3 separate regions of the Homo sapiens genome follow, and regions 1 and 2 are each linked to region 3. Evidence: chromatin contacts called from ENCODE Hi-C or POLR2A ChIA-PET data. All regions are on one chromosome and are shown on one strand. The core of a region is the stretch at or near the end of the contact, and the rest is flanking DNA. Distances in the headings are between cores, read along the strand shown.

Evidence for each region. A loop is a pair of places that touch in the nucleus more often than their neighbours do. ChIA-PET counts read pairs that join two places held with the same protein, here RNA polymerase II (POLR2A). Pooled maps may share reads with other maps.
Region 1: a map of naive thymus-derived CD4-positive, alpha-beta T cell shows a loop between it and region 3 (2.4-fold over the local background). The contact joins the enhancer-like site here to the promoter of RNF6 in region 3. A Hi-C loop is called at or near these places in 1 of 168 maps with a recorded cell type or tissue (naive thymus-derived CD4-positive, alpha-beta T cell) and 4 of 50 pooled maps. POLR2A ChIA-PET finds 5 or more read pairs at or near these places in 1 of 52 experiments (CD8-positive, alpha-beta memory T cell).
Region 2: a pooled map shows a loop between it and region 3 (6-fold over the local background). The contact joins the enhancer-like site here to the promoter of RNF6 in region 3. A Hi-C loop is called at or near these places in 1 of 37 single-sample maps with no recorded cell type and 4 of 50 pooled maps.

What each region holds. Positions count from the first base shown.
Region 1 is chr13:25,873,502-25,878,220 of GRCh38, reverse strand. The region is part of intron 33 of ATP8A2 (ATPase phospholipid transporting 8A2); the gene reads right to left. Among named protein-coding and RNA genes, the nearest start is that of SHISA2, 180 kb to the left of the region's middle. Within about 2 kb of position 3,125, at least 4 of the 41 ENCODE cell types and tissues checked have a DNase peak (open chromatin) inside an H3K27ac peak, as active enhancers do.
Region 2 is chr13:26,719,756-26,724,422 of GRCh38, reverse strand. No RefSeq gene overlaps it. Among named protein-coding and RNA genes, the nearest start is that of GPR12, 39 kb to the left of the region's middle. RefSeq lists an enhancer at 2,916-3,005. Within about 2 kb of position 2,687, at least 5 of the 41 ENCODE cell types and tissues checked have a DNase peak (open chromatin) inside an H3K27ac peak, as active enhancers do.
Region 3 is chr13:26,219,532-26,223,929 of GRCh38, reverse strand. RNF6 (ring finger protein 6) reads left to right here and starts at 1,616. Exons shown (of 5, transcript NM_005977.4): 1 at 1,616-1,927; 2 at 2,600-2,682; 3 at 4,263-4,398. The coding sequence starts at 4,281. RefSeq lists enhancers at 1,556-1,935, 1,081-1,962, 1,963-2,844 and a silencer at 2,386-2,435.

The sequences.
Region 1 (4,719 bases), core at 1,876-4,375, 350 kb after region 3:
CGGTGACTGAGAAGGGGGCTCCTGTGGTTTCTCTTCTGGCCCTCCCCTCCTTCTTGTCTTCCATTCCTTAGACACTTCCCGAGTTGTCTTCTTCACGCTACAGAACATGCTGTCCTCAAAAAGTTTCTCATCTAAAGGGCGTAAGTGAACCCCCATTCTTCTCTAGAGCTGAGTGGAAGTGAGGGGTTAAACTGATAACATTTTGTTTACAATCCATTTAGCAAACTAGTTATTTTCTTGGGCAATCTTCTGAGTCTGACATACACATATCAGGTCTTTGAGGGTTCTCTGTATACACAGGTGACACTGTTAGGAAGTCGCTGGAAATGCAGCATGTTCCCTTTGTCAGCAATTGAAAGCACTAAGTATTGTCCTTAATGAACACAGCTACTTTCCTTGACATGTCTGAAGGGCTTGGGGGCTTATACAATGGCTTTAGAATTAACTGCAATGGTGATTTTGGCAGTAAACAGCTTAAGAGGAGTCTCTAGGCAAAAATTGGGAAAGATAAACTAAACAGACACTTATGCCACATGGCTAGTATGAAAGTTTAGAAAGGCACTTGCTCTAAGGAACATGGGAGGAGACACCCTTAAGTAACTACTACTGAACTGGAAACAGAATTGTGGGGTCGGGGGGAGGACCAGGTCGGTGCCAAGGACATCAAAAGGAAAGACAACTAAGAACTAACTTAAAGAAGGCAAGAGACATACAACACGAATGAATATAAACAACTCAATGAAACAAAGTAAAACAACATGGAGAAGTCACAAAAAATACAGCTTCAAACATCGCTTTATGAGTCAGATGTTCCATGATTGGAGCTTTAAGTGTTGGAAGCTCATTTCACCCTATCGAATTTTTAAAAACAAAGAGGTGAGCTCTGTAGACCATCTGGACCCAAACTGTAACTTTCTGGACAACTCCTAACTCTAGCATAGTGATACTGAAGAATAAAGAGAATTACTTTCCTTTTTTAAAAAAAGTTTTTGGGGGAGAAAGTGGCCTAAAATGGCATCTGGTAGGTGGCAATCTGTCACTAAGATGACCTATGTCAGAAGAACTACATAAAAGCTTGAATCAAATTTACTTTCATATCATGTATGAGAATATTACTTCATTAGGTTTATTCCACTAAGTTTGAACCACTGAAAACATTGAGGGGAAAAAAGGATTAGTTTTTTTTTTTAAATAAAAATAAATCCCCAAGTAGACAAGTTTGTTAATTATTTAAAGTTGCTTCTTGATTTTATATTTCCTGTTCGAAACAATTTCAGCAATAATGAGCTATTTTCCAAAATCATGCTCATCTTAGATTTTAAAATCTCACTTAGAATCAATTAGTTTATATTATAGAAAACTATTACAATGCCCCAATGCAATATTTAATTCTATTTGAATAGTGGAAAAATTCTTTCTTTCTTTACATTCCAGACAAAGGCTTATTCCTTTTTCTTATTAAGGATTCATTTTAAACGATTTAGCATTCAGAAAAAGAGCACAAAATAAAATTCATATGTTGATATTCCCTCCATTTCCTTTTATTTCTAAGAATTACTTTTCCCACATTAATCATAAAAAGGCAAAATTCCGAGTTACTATGTTAAAGGATCTTTTTTCATGGTCAGTCTTACTCTGTTTTGATGCCATACGTAGTAAAGTTTCTCAACAGGCCTGTAATTTCCTGCGGTGAAATTTTTAAAGCTTCTCCTTCCAGGTTTCATGGCTCCACCTGGCCTTCCCCATCACAGTCAGGCTCCTCGTCCTCCCGTTATCAATCACTGTTTCCTCCCTTGCTCTCCTTTCCCCAGTTCTGCTTCTTTACTGCACTCACAGCCACTTTACTCTCTGCTTTTCCTTACTCTTTCCTTTAATTAAGATGCTGTGCTGGGGATAGACTTTCCAAATCCTAAACTTTTCTTCTCTTGTAATACAGCTTTACTTGCCACTGAAATCCTACGCCTCAACTGAGCTGGCAGGGCCAGATCCACCCTTCACTTTCAGCCTCTTCCAAGGCAGCGGGCCTTGGAGCACCCACCCCCTGATCTGCTGAGGAACAATGCCCCAGAGAAGTTCTATTTCTTCCGTGAAATCATCCCAGATTTATTGGAGGCTGGCTGCTATCTATGCGTCACATTTTTCTCAACCAAAACCTGTCTCCAACTACACGCTTATATTTATGACTTTGGAAATGGCAGTCCCTTGAACATCATAATGACAATGCTGCCCAACCATGTGTTGGTTTAGGGTACATAAACTTCTGCTAGTGCCATCTGTGGCCCACTGTCTTCCTCAGTTTTAATCTCTTATCATAAAACTATCGGAGAATGATTAGCGTAGTACTTCCTGGAATTAGGTGCTCAAAAATACCCATCTTAATTTCATTTATGCCTCTCCTTTAATATCATCTCCAAAACAAACATTTTCCATGAAGTAATTAAGTGTGACTATTAACTGTTTCCAAACGCCAATATCAATGAATATCATGCCACAGACATCACCTATGTGGCTAAAACAGTTGGGCTGAAATTTTAAATGGAAGTGTCTATCATTCTTTGGGTGAAAAAAATATATGGTTTGTGGTACTGACTTTTTGCACACACTTCTCTTAAGAAAAATGCTAAATTCATTAATCTATTAATCACTTCTTAGGTGCAGATCCTGTGTGTAATTTATACAATTATAATTGTATAAATGCTGAAATACTTGGCATCTGTTTGTGTTAATGCAGCAAACAGATACCAGGCACTAACTGCACAGAGCCAACTACAGACCCACCCAATTGTACACGAGAGGTTGTTCAATGTTATGAATTCCTTCATTTAAATATTTACTGAATACCAAAAAAAGATGGGTACTAGGTACTAAGGATATATTTGAGAATATTCACTTCACTCACAGAGCTTCCAGTTTACAGAGAGAAGCTGATATGAATCAGTAAATCACACAAACGTACATTTTTAAAATTGTGATAAAAACTTAAGATTTACTATCTTAGCCATTTTAAGGAAAGTTCAGTATGGTTAACCGAAGTCACACTGTTGTGCAACGGCTCTCTAAAACGTTTTCATGTGGCAAAACTGCAACTCTGTGTCTATTAAACAGCAGCTCTTCATTTCCCCTCCCCCAGCCCCGGCAACTGCCATGGCACTTCCTGTCTCTACGAGTACTCACTATATACAAGCAGAACCATAGAGTATTTGCCTTTTGTGACTGGCTTATTCACTTTGCATAATGTCCTCAATTCTTAATTAACCATGTTAGAATATTTCACTTTACATAATGTCCTCAACTTTAACCATGTTGTAGAATGGTGACAGGATTTCCTTCTTTTGTGAGGTTGAATAACATCCCATTGTGTGTATATATTGTATTTTGTTCATCCATGTATCTTCTAACGGGCATTTGAATTGTGTGTCTACCTCCTGTTTTGAATAACGCTGTTATAAATATGAGTGTGCAATTATCTTTTTGAGGCCCTGTTTTCAATCCTTTTGGGTATATACCCAGAAGTGGGGTAACCAAATTATATGGTAGTTCTATTTTTAATTTCTTGAGCCACCTCCGTGCTGTTTTCCATATTAGCTGCACCATTTTGCACTTCCATTGACAGGTCACAAGCGTTTCGATCTCTCCACATCCTCACCAACTACTTATTTTCTGTTTTCTGTTCTTGTGTTTCTAAGAGTGGCCATCCCAATGGGTGTGAGATGACACCTCATACATTAGTATGTAGAGTTTTAGTTGTGGTGAGTATTATACAACAAGCGAAAGGTAAACTGTGTTAAGAGAACATACAATAGGAGCACGTAGGTCCAGGATGTGAGGAAAGGCTTCCCTTGGGAAGTGATCAAGCATCTGAGATCTAAACATCGTGTAAGCATTAACTTGGTAGGAGGCGGAGACCAGTGCAGTCAGGAAGTGAGAGGAGCAGGCACAAACGCCCTGTAGGAGCTCGCTCCTCACACCAGGAAGTGGGAAGCCACCAGTGTGGATGAGGTGAGGGAGAGCATAAAGGGAGCAGTGGTAAGCCTCGCAGGGCCTCAGGGGCCAGGTAAATGTCCCCAGGCTTTATCCTGAGGGCAACAGGAAGCCAGGGAACAATGACATCAGACTTACATTTGGCAAGATCACTCTGGCTCCGGTAGAGGAATGGGTCCAGGCAGATCAGATGCTAAGAACTAGTCATGAGACTACTGCAATTGTCCACGCAAGAAATGATGCTGCGCAAACTAACTGGATGGGATGAAACTGGGTGGAAACAGATATATTTAAGAGATACTTATGGGGTAAAGGCTGGGTGCGGTGGCTCACGCCTGTAATCCCAGCACTTTGGGAGGCTGATGGGGGTGGATCATGAGGTCAGGAGATCAACAACATCCTGGCTAACACGGTGAAACTAAATATACAAAAAATTAGCCAGGTGTGGTGGTGGGCGCCTGTAGTCCCAGCTACTCGGGAGGCTGAGGCAGGAGAATGGTGTGAACCTGGGAGGCGGAGCTTGCAGTGAGCTGAGATTGCGCCACTGCACTCCAGCCTGGGTGACAGAGCGAGACTCCATCTCAAAAAAAAAAAAAAAAGAGATACTTAGGGGGTAAAAATAACAGAGCCTGGATTCATCATAATAAGAGGGGAGAGGACTGAAACTCAAAAAGGACACAAAGGTGAGAGGTTCCCACAATCTTAGACATTAAATAATAATCTTGCTTAGAAATTGTC
Region 2 (4,667 bases), core at 1,438-3,937, 500 kb before region 3:
AGACACGGCAACCATCCGATTTCTCAATCTTTTCCCCACCTTTCCCCGCTTTCTATTCCACAAAACCGCCATTGTCATCATGGCCCGTTCTCAATGAGCTGTTGGGCACACCTCCCAGACGGGGTGGTGGCCGGGCAGAGGGGCTCCTCACTTCCCAGAAGGGGTGGCCGGGCAGAGGCGCCCCTCACCTCCCGGACGGGGCGGCTGGCCGGGCGGGGGGCTGACCCCCCCCACCTCCCTCCCGGACGGGGCGGCTGGCCGGGCGGGGGGCTGACCCCCTACCTCCCTCCCGGACGGAGCGGCTGGCCGGGCAGAGGGGCTCCTCACTTCCCAGTAGGGATGGCTGGGCAGAGGCGCCCCTCACCTCCCTGACGGGGCGGCTGGCCGGGCGGGGGGCTGACCCCCCCACCTCCCTCCCGGACGGGGCGGCTGCCGGGCGGAGACGCTCCTCACTTCCCAGACGGGGTGGCTGCCGGGCGGAGGGGCTCCTCACTTCTCAGACGGGGCGGTTGCCAGGTGGAGGGTCTCCTCCCTTCTCAGATGGGGCGGCTGGGCAGAGACGCTCCTCACCTCCCAGACGGGGTCGCGGCCGGGCAGAGGCGCTCCCCACATACCAGACGGGGCGGCGGGGCAAAGGCGCTCCCCACATCTCAGACGATGGGCGGCCGGGCAGAGATGCTCCTCACTTCCTAGATGGGATGGCGGCCGGGAAGAGGCGCTCCTCACTTCCTAGATGGGATGGCGGCCGGGCAGAGACGCTCCTCACTTTCCAGACTGGGCAGCCAGGCAGAGGGGCTCCTCACATCCCAGACGATGGGCGGCCAGGCAGAGACGCTCCTCACTTCCTAGACGGGGTGGCGGCCGGGCAGAGGCTGCACTCTGGGCACTTTGGGAGGCCAAGGCAGGCGGCTGGGAGGTGGAGGTTGTAGCGAGCCGAGATCACGCCACTGCACTCCAGCCTGGGCACCATCGAGCACTGAGTGAACCAGATACCGTCTGCAATCCCGGCACCTCCGGAGGCCGAGGCTGGCGGATCACTCGCGGTTAGGAGCTGGAGACCAGCCCGGCCAACACAGCGAAACCCCGTCTCCACCAAAAAAATAGGAAAACCAGTCAGGCGTGGCGGATCGCAGGCACTCGGCAGGCTGAGACAGGAGAATCAGGCAGGGAGGTTGCAGTGAGCCGAGATGGCAGCAGTACAGTCCAGCTTTGGCTCGGCATCAGAGGGAGACCGTGGAAAGAGAGGGAGAGGGAGACCGTGGGGAGAGGCAGACCGTGGGGAGAGGGAGACCGAGAGGGAGAGGGAGAGGGAGAGGGAGAGGGAGAACAGGGGATTTTTAGGGCAGTGAGGCTGTTCTGTACACTATAATGGTGGATACTTGTCATTATGTGTTTGCCACGACCCATAAAATGTAAAACCCCAAGAGTGAAACCTATGAAAACTCTTAACTCTGGTTAATAATAATTCATCAATATTGGCTCCTCAATTGTAACAAATGTATCACACTTGCAAGATGTTAATCACAGGGAAACTGTGTGGGTGCAGAGAGTGTATATGGGAATTCTTTGTACTTTCTGTGCAATTTTTCTGAAAACCTAAAAATACTCTTTTCAAAATTCTATTAAGAATTTAAAAAAAGAAAGTTGGTGAAGTGATATGGAATCTGGCCAAGCTGTCATTTCTTGAAGCAGTAGAAAACGAAGGTTCACAAAGCACAGTTCGAGGGGCAAATAAGGAAAGCAAGACCCTCTTGTTTACAGCTCAACCAAGATTGTAACTCACTAAAGCAATTACATCCATCCATTGCAGATGAGCAAAGCGGATTTCAGAGCCTTTGGTGATGCATCCAAGGCCCCGCAATGGGGAGGTGGCAGAGGCTGGATTTCAGTGCAGCTCTTCTTACTGCAAAGATCTGTATCATGCACCACTCTGAACCCACCAGCCTCCACTGATGGAGGAGGCACCCCTGGATGAGGAGATATAAAAATCAGGTACTTTGATATGACTTGCACATAGCAGGTGTTCCTATATTACTGTTTTACATGAATTGGAAAAAAAAGAAAAGAAAAGGAAAAAAGAACGTTTCGTACTAGAGTGAGCATTTGGGAAAGAATCAATATCCCTCACTCACTATGGAGATGAAAATAAAAAGTAGAGGGCTGTAAAAGCAGACCAACTCTGACCACGGTGGTTTAAATACTGTATTTAGGGGAAAATGAAGCATAGTCTAAAAATAGTCCCCTTCTCGGGTGGGTGAGTGGCAGCGAGGACCACCCACCCGTCCTGACTGCCAGACCACAGTAGCCCCATGAGTGAGGGTCCCATTGTTCAGCACTAATTTTTACTGTTAAGAGCAGATGCAGTTACAAGGCTCATTAAGGCTGTTAGGGCATGGTCTGCTGTTTTTCTGAAAACATCCAGTACAAAGAGTGCGACTTGAGGCTGAATGTGGAGCTCGGGCCAGCAGCTCTGCAGAGTGCCTACTCCCACCGCCACCAATGCGCCCTGGTCCTCCTATGCGAGGAGGAGAGTCAGCCGGCACACAAACGTGCGCTCATGGTCGCCACGCTGAGCCCGCAGGGACTGCTTTGAATGTTTGCTTTTTGCTGAACAGCAAGAGGTCGCTGCCCGGGCCTGCACCGCTCTTTGGAGAAACACAATGTCCTGGTGGCTCCCAGTTCTGCACTCTGCAAGCTGGCATTGCGCGGGGGCCTACCCTCTGACAACTAATTCCGGAAATGTCTGAGGCCACCGCGAAGGAGGCTGTGCAGAGGCTCTGTGTTAACACAATCTGGAGGCAGGTGACATTAAACTGTGTGAGGGTGGGCGAAAGCCCTTGCCCCTAGGAATACAAGCCTCATTCTAGGCAGTTTCCCTTGTTCTGTAAACTCTGAGTTTAGATACTGATGTGAGAGGAGTATAAGGACGGATCATGCTCCCAGGTACCCCCGAGCCCCATCCAGGGAGCGGCGGATGCAGCCATGAGGCCACAGGGGGCAGGGCAGATGGCCCCTCCTGCCTCTAAGCCTCCTGAGGATCTTGTCAGATGGTGACCACATCCTTCCTGCCTGCTGAATTTTGCACTAAGCTTCTCTCTCTCATGCACATTAGTCTGGCATTTCCAAGACCGAGTTCCGGAGGATAGCATGGGATGAGCAATACAGGGTCTAAACTGTTAAGGTCTCAATCGTAATAAACATTGCAGAACCCCTGCTATGAGTCTAGGACTTTGTCCATTTCCGCTACATTTTCAAACCTATTGGCATAATTCACTTATCTTTTTAATGATGGTAAGATCATTAGCAAAAATTTGCTTCATAGTGCCTGACCACTGATTATTATTTTAGCTTTTTAGTTCCTTTTTTCCCCTAACAGGCTTGCCAGGGAGTTGAGCTTCATTCACCTCCTAAAAGAACCGCTCTTTGGCCCTCTTCAGCCTCCTTTGTGTGTTAATTTTTCTAAGTCATTATTTTTGGCTTGTATCCTTGTGTATCCTTACTTCTACTTTCTTTGATTTTCCTGTTCTTCTCCCCCCAGACTTTATGACAGATTCTTAGCACATTGATTTTTAGCCTTCATTCTTTTCTAATATAAACTTCAAGGTTATAATTTTTTGCCAAGCATGGCTTTAACTGCATTCCACAAGTTTTGATATACAATATTTCATAATAATGTATTTTAAAATATTTTCTAATTTCCATTATGATTTCTTCTTTGTCCCATAGGTTCTTTAGAAAAGTACTGCTTAATTTCCAAACACAAAATAATTTTCTGGTTATCTTTTTGTTATTGATTTTTAGCTTAATTGCATTGAAGTGAAAAAAACATCTAATTTTTATCCTTTGAAAATTTTCCAGACTTGTTTAACAGCTCAACATATGGTCAGCGTGTCACAGCATCCTTAAAAAGATGTGTGTTCTACAGCTCTTAAATGCAGTCTTCTACATATGTTCATTAGTTCAAGTTTGCTGATTACAGAATATTATTCATTCTGTATTCCTCTATATTCTTAATAAATATTTATCCATTTATTTTATCAATATCTGATAAAAAGATATTAAAATATCTCACAATGAGTATGAATTTGTCTTTTTATCCTTTTTATTCCACAACATTTTGCTTTATATATTTTGAAGCTATATTATTCTGTGTACATAAATCATGAGAATGATTGTATCTTTCTGGAAAATTAAACCTTTTATTATTATGAATTGTCTGTCTTTATCTAGGATAATACCGATCATGCATTTTATCCTAAAGGAAAAGATGTCTAATATTAATAGAGCAATATGAGCTTTCATTTGGTTAGGGTTTGGATGCTACATCTTTTTAAATTCCTTTCTTTCAGCCTTTCTGTATCTTCCTTATATTTTAGTTGCTCTCATAAAAAGTATATAGTCTGACCAACTTTGTATTAATGAAAACATTTCATTTACGGTTAATGAAATTGTACATTTTAGATTATTTTTATTATCTCATTTCCGTCTCTATTAGCTTAGAAATTGCACATTTTTCATATTCATCTAGTGGTTACCATAGTGATTATAATAACAGTCTAAAGGTGTGAAAGTCTGATATTAATTGGCTTATCTGCTGACTCCTGCTGTGGCCTGTTTCCTGTTCCTTTTCTGTCTAGAGCCCTGGACTGTTGAGTGTGTTTAACCAG
Region 3 (4,398 bases), core at 367-2,866:
TTTCTCTGCTCATCTATGCAGTAGGCTGAGGAGAATGTTCTGCCAAGTGCTGTGCTAAGTTCTGGGATTACAAAAATGAATTAGACCATTTGATCACACTTAAGCAGTTCAGACTCTAGGTAGTAAAGACCTAAAAACAGAAAATCATCTTAAGTATTTGCTCAATGGCTCTTTTTCCATGGGAAAAGAGGGCAAGGACTTCATTCTATGAGGACATGACTGTCTGATTCACGGCTGTCATCACCAGCACCTAATACATAGTCACACTCACTATTTGTTAAATACATGAATACATGCTAAAATAGGGTTTTATATATAGAGGGAGTATGGGAGCCCCCAAAAGGGACATTTGCTTAGTTTTATGTGTAAATATCGGGCTGGAGGGTGAGGTAAGGGTGTTATTTCAGAGGTATCAGGAAAAATTCCTTAAAGATGAGAACTGAGCTGAGTTTTGGGAGACAGAGGAAATTAGGTAAAAGTGGAGTTGGGGGTTGCTTAGGAGTTCCCATATCTTGTGGCGGAACTTCAAGCAGTTTCGGAGTGCCAAGACAACAGCCTGTAAATGTAAGCAGAAGAAAGATCTGGAAGGGCTTTCTAGGCTGTTTTATATATTTCCATTTTAGTATCCATATCCATATGCTTATTTTAAACACTTGTCCATAGATCCTTACTACACTGGTAGCTCATTGATGCTAAGGACTGCATGTAGCTTGTTATCCAGGTGCCCAGCATAATAATGGGGATATGGTAGTTCCTCAAAAGTTAATGCAGAAATGAAAGAACAAACGGAAGAATAACAAGTAACGGCATTGTGAGCACTCTCCAGTGATGAAGTCATCAGATGGTAGGGATGTCAGGAAAGGGGACTATACCAGGTTAGACAGAGACCTACTCAGCATCTTAACTAACGGTGAGGTAAGTTTAGTAAGCCTCACATCTCAGAAATAAAATCAGAGGGAGGAATGTTGGGAGTTTCAAACTGCTTTCCTAGCGGGAAGGTGAAAAAACACAAAATATAGTGGGGTGCGGTGCCTCATGCCTGTAATCCCATTTTGCTGAGGTGAGAGGATTGCTTGAGGCCGAGTACGAAACCAGCCTGGGCAACATAGCGAGACCCCCGTCTCTACAAAAGAAAAAATGTGAAATTAATGGCAAGCGCCTGTAGTTCCAGCTACTGGGATGAGGAGGGAGGATCGCTGGAGGCTGCAGTGAGCTACGATCGCTCTAGCCTGGGCGACAGGATGAGACCTTGTCTCAAATAGAGATAGACAGACAGACAGACTTCAGAATTTATTAGGGTTTGTAATTTCCAGGTTCCAAAGCACAGCAAGGGAAAGGGCCTGGCTGGGTAGTACGTTACACCCGGAAGTAAAGAGACGCATACACCGTTGGGTGCACTTTATAGTCTGGCTGGCAAACGAGCGACACCGACGCGCAGAGTTAAGTGCTGGGACTTCCCAAGCCTGGAAAGCAGACCGTGTCTCTGCAACTACGCGGCTGCCACGAGCGCTGAGCGGCCGGGCATTTGGCCTCGAGGAGGAGGCACTGTAAGGGCGGCGCAAGAGGGCGGAACGCGGGACGCCAGGCACCCTAGCTCCCGACGGACGCAGTTTTCAGTTGCACGGGCGAGCTCCGGGCCGGCTGCGGAGCGACTCCCCGCCGCCAAGTGGGCGGCGTGGCTGTCGGGAAAGAAGGGCTGGGGCCTGCCGTTCTTCCTCCCGAGTATCCCCTCCAGCTGGACGACCCCACGCTGCAGCACGGGCTTCCGGCTTCTCTCCTCAGTGGCCAATTCGAGGGCACAGCGGGCTCCGGAGGCGCGGCGGCAAGCCTATCCCGCCTCCCAACCACAGCCTCCAGCACCCGAGAGAACGGCCGCCCACAGCACACGTTCTCCGGACAGGAGGGCGAAGGCCCAAGACCTGGAGAGGTGGGCTCGAGGGAAAGATCTGGGTCCCACCACTACTTCCTGGAGACGCCGGGGAAAGCAGGCCATCCTTCGAGCCACCCATCTCTTCTCCGATTGGTTAACTGCCTTCTTATTGCGCTCCGCTGGCTGGTGATTGGTTGGGATGCACCGTCTATCACCTGCTTCCTTGTGAGAATCTAGGTCTCTAAGGGAAGCGTTACTTGAGGCTCGGTTGGGAAGAGGTTGGTTGGGCCTCTTGAGCCCACTTTATTTATCGTAGTGGGGATCGTCCCCCGGCGCGAGCTTCCGTCGCAACGGCCGGGAAAGAAACCAGTAGCGGGACGGAGGGCGGGGGTGGCAAGAAAGTCAAGGTTTAGAAGTAAGCCGGAGACGCCTAACCCTGGTAACATCCGAATGGGAACGGGATAGGAAGGAAGGCCTTTGAGAGAGGAGGCGTAAACCCAGGAACAGTGACAGTGTAGGACGAAAGGCCTAAGTTTGTTGCGGAAGGTAGGGGCCTTGCGGGAGGTTTTCGTGACCTAATTGTATGGGGATCTAATTTTCTAGATGTGTCTAACAAAATCCACTGGAGAATTTGCTTTGGCTTTGCAGCAGAGTGGGGAGACTACCACCCGTTCCTGGCCTTTAAAGAAACAGTTTATTGAATTATTCAACTCTCTTTTATTGCTTCAGATGGGCAGCTCTCAAAAAAGGCACAAACAATTGAAGGATGGATACCATGGCATATGTTAAAAGCGTGTTGAAAGGAAAATAAGGTATTCGCTTTGTTTTCATTGTGATTAACTGTATAAGAAAATTACCTTTAAGGAGAAGCTCAAGTTTTAAATAATATTAGGGTAACTTGATTTTATGATAGGCTTCAACTTGTAAAATTATTTATTACAAAAATCCTATTATTGCTGTACCTACGAAATATGCTCTTTGCTAATTATGGTCTTAATCTGAAGATAGAGATCTTGAGTTTTTAGTAGTGTTAATTCATATTTGAGTGGATAATGTTACTAGGTCATTTGTTCAAAATGACATAATAAAATAACCACAGTGAAAAAAATCCTTGAATTTGTAATTTAGTGTTACAGGTGAAATTGAATAGTTGCTTACTCCAACAGTATTTTAGACTTGTAGGCTAATTTCACCTTATATTTAAAGCAGCTTGCTTATTAAATACCTAGTGTATTTCGAGAGGCAGAGTTGCACAGTTGCTTCACTGGTAGCCTAGCCATTTGAGCCTCCAGCCTCTACTGAGTCAGGTGCTGTATTACTCATACCCTTTAGTGACATGCCAGAAATTGTCGAGGAATAGTTTATTTCATCTGCAGAACACCCAAATTAGCTCTTAACAGCAGACCTGGTCCTACCCTGGAAAACTCTAATCAAGGATTGGGGATGAGATTTGGGCATCTAGATTTTTAAAAATACCCTTAAGTGAGTTTGAGAACCATTGCTTTAGTGTGACTTACTGAATAGATGTATTTAAGAAATTCTAAAATATTTGTGAAACAAACATCTTTCTCTCTTGATTTCCATGTAATTTAAAAGTGAGCTTCTCAGGAGTGACACTTAAATATAATCCAAAAATAGTGGTTTCTTAGGCAAAGTCAGGAAGTTTCACTGGCATTCTGAAACTCCTGGGACTAACCATTCCAGGCTTAAGGATGAGGCTTGATATGGGGTGATACAAAGTGCTCTGATGCACTTTCACAATCCTTGAGCCATACATGATGTCTTGTTTCCTGTTGGGTTTCAAAGTCTTCCTGGTAAGCTTTAATAAGAGACCACCTTCCAGTTTGTTCAGTAGATATTAATTAGGCTAAATGATTTTCACCTCATCAAAGTGCAGTGGGGGATAATATTACATTCATGAGCCTTATTTTGGAAAGAATACCTTGCTGAAAACAAATGTAAATTATATCATCCCAGTATCCCTTTGCTCATTAAGTGAAGAATGTGCATAATTCAAGCCTAAAATTTGTAATTAATGTGAAGTACCCAGATCCTGAAACATAAATGAGGACTTCTGGATCAACTTTTCCAGATCGTCAACATGGTCAAAAATGAGATAATCACTATGGTATTCAGGCATGAGCATTGTGTGGTAAACCCAAATCCAGTCTGACTTAATGGCTTTAGGCAAAGAAGTAAGTGCCAATTGTGTTGTATTTCCTAGAAGCTGTTTTTCATTTTATATGTAAGCTTCTCACTGCAAGATTTGGCAAATACAGTATTTGGGTAGGGGACAACATTTAAAAATTAAGAAAAACTGCAAGTTAAAAATACAAAGCCAAATGTGGTCCATGACTTAACACCTTGAATGTTGTTTATATTGTTTGAACAGAAAGCCAGGAATCTCAGGATGAATCAGTCTAGATCGAGATCAGATGGTGGCAGTGAAGAAACCTTACCTCAAGACCATAATCATCATGAAAATGAGAGAAGATGGCAGCAAGAGCGTCTCCACAGAGAAGAGGCCT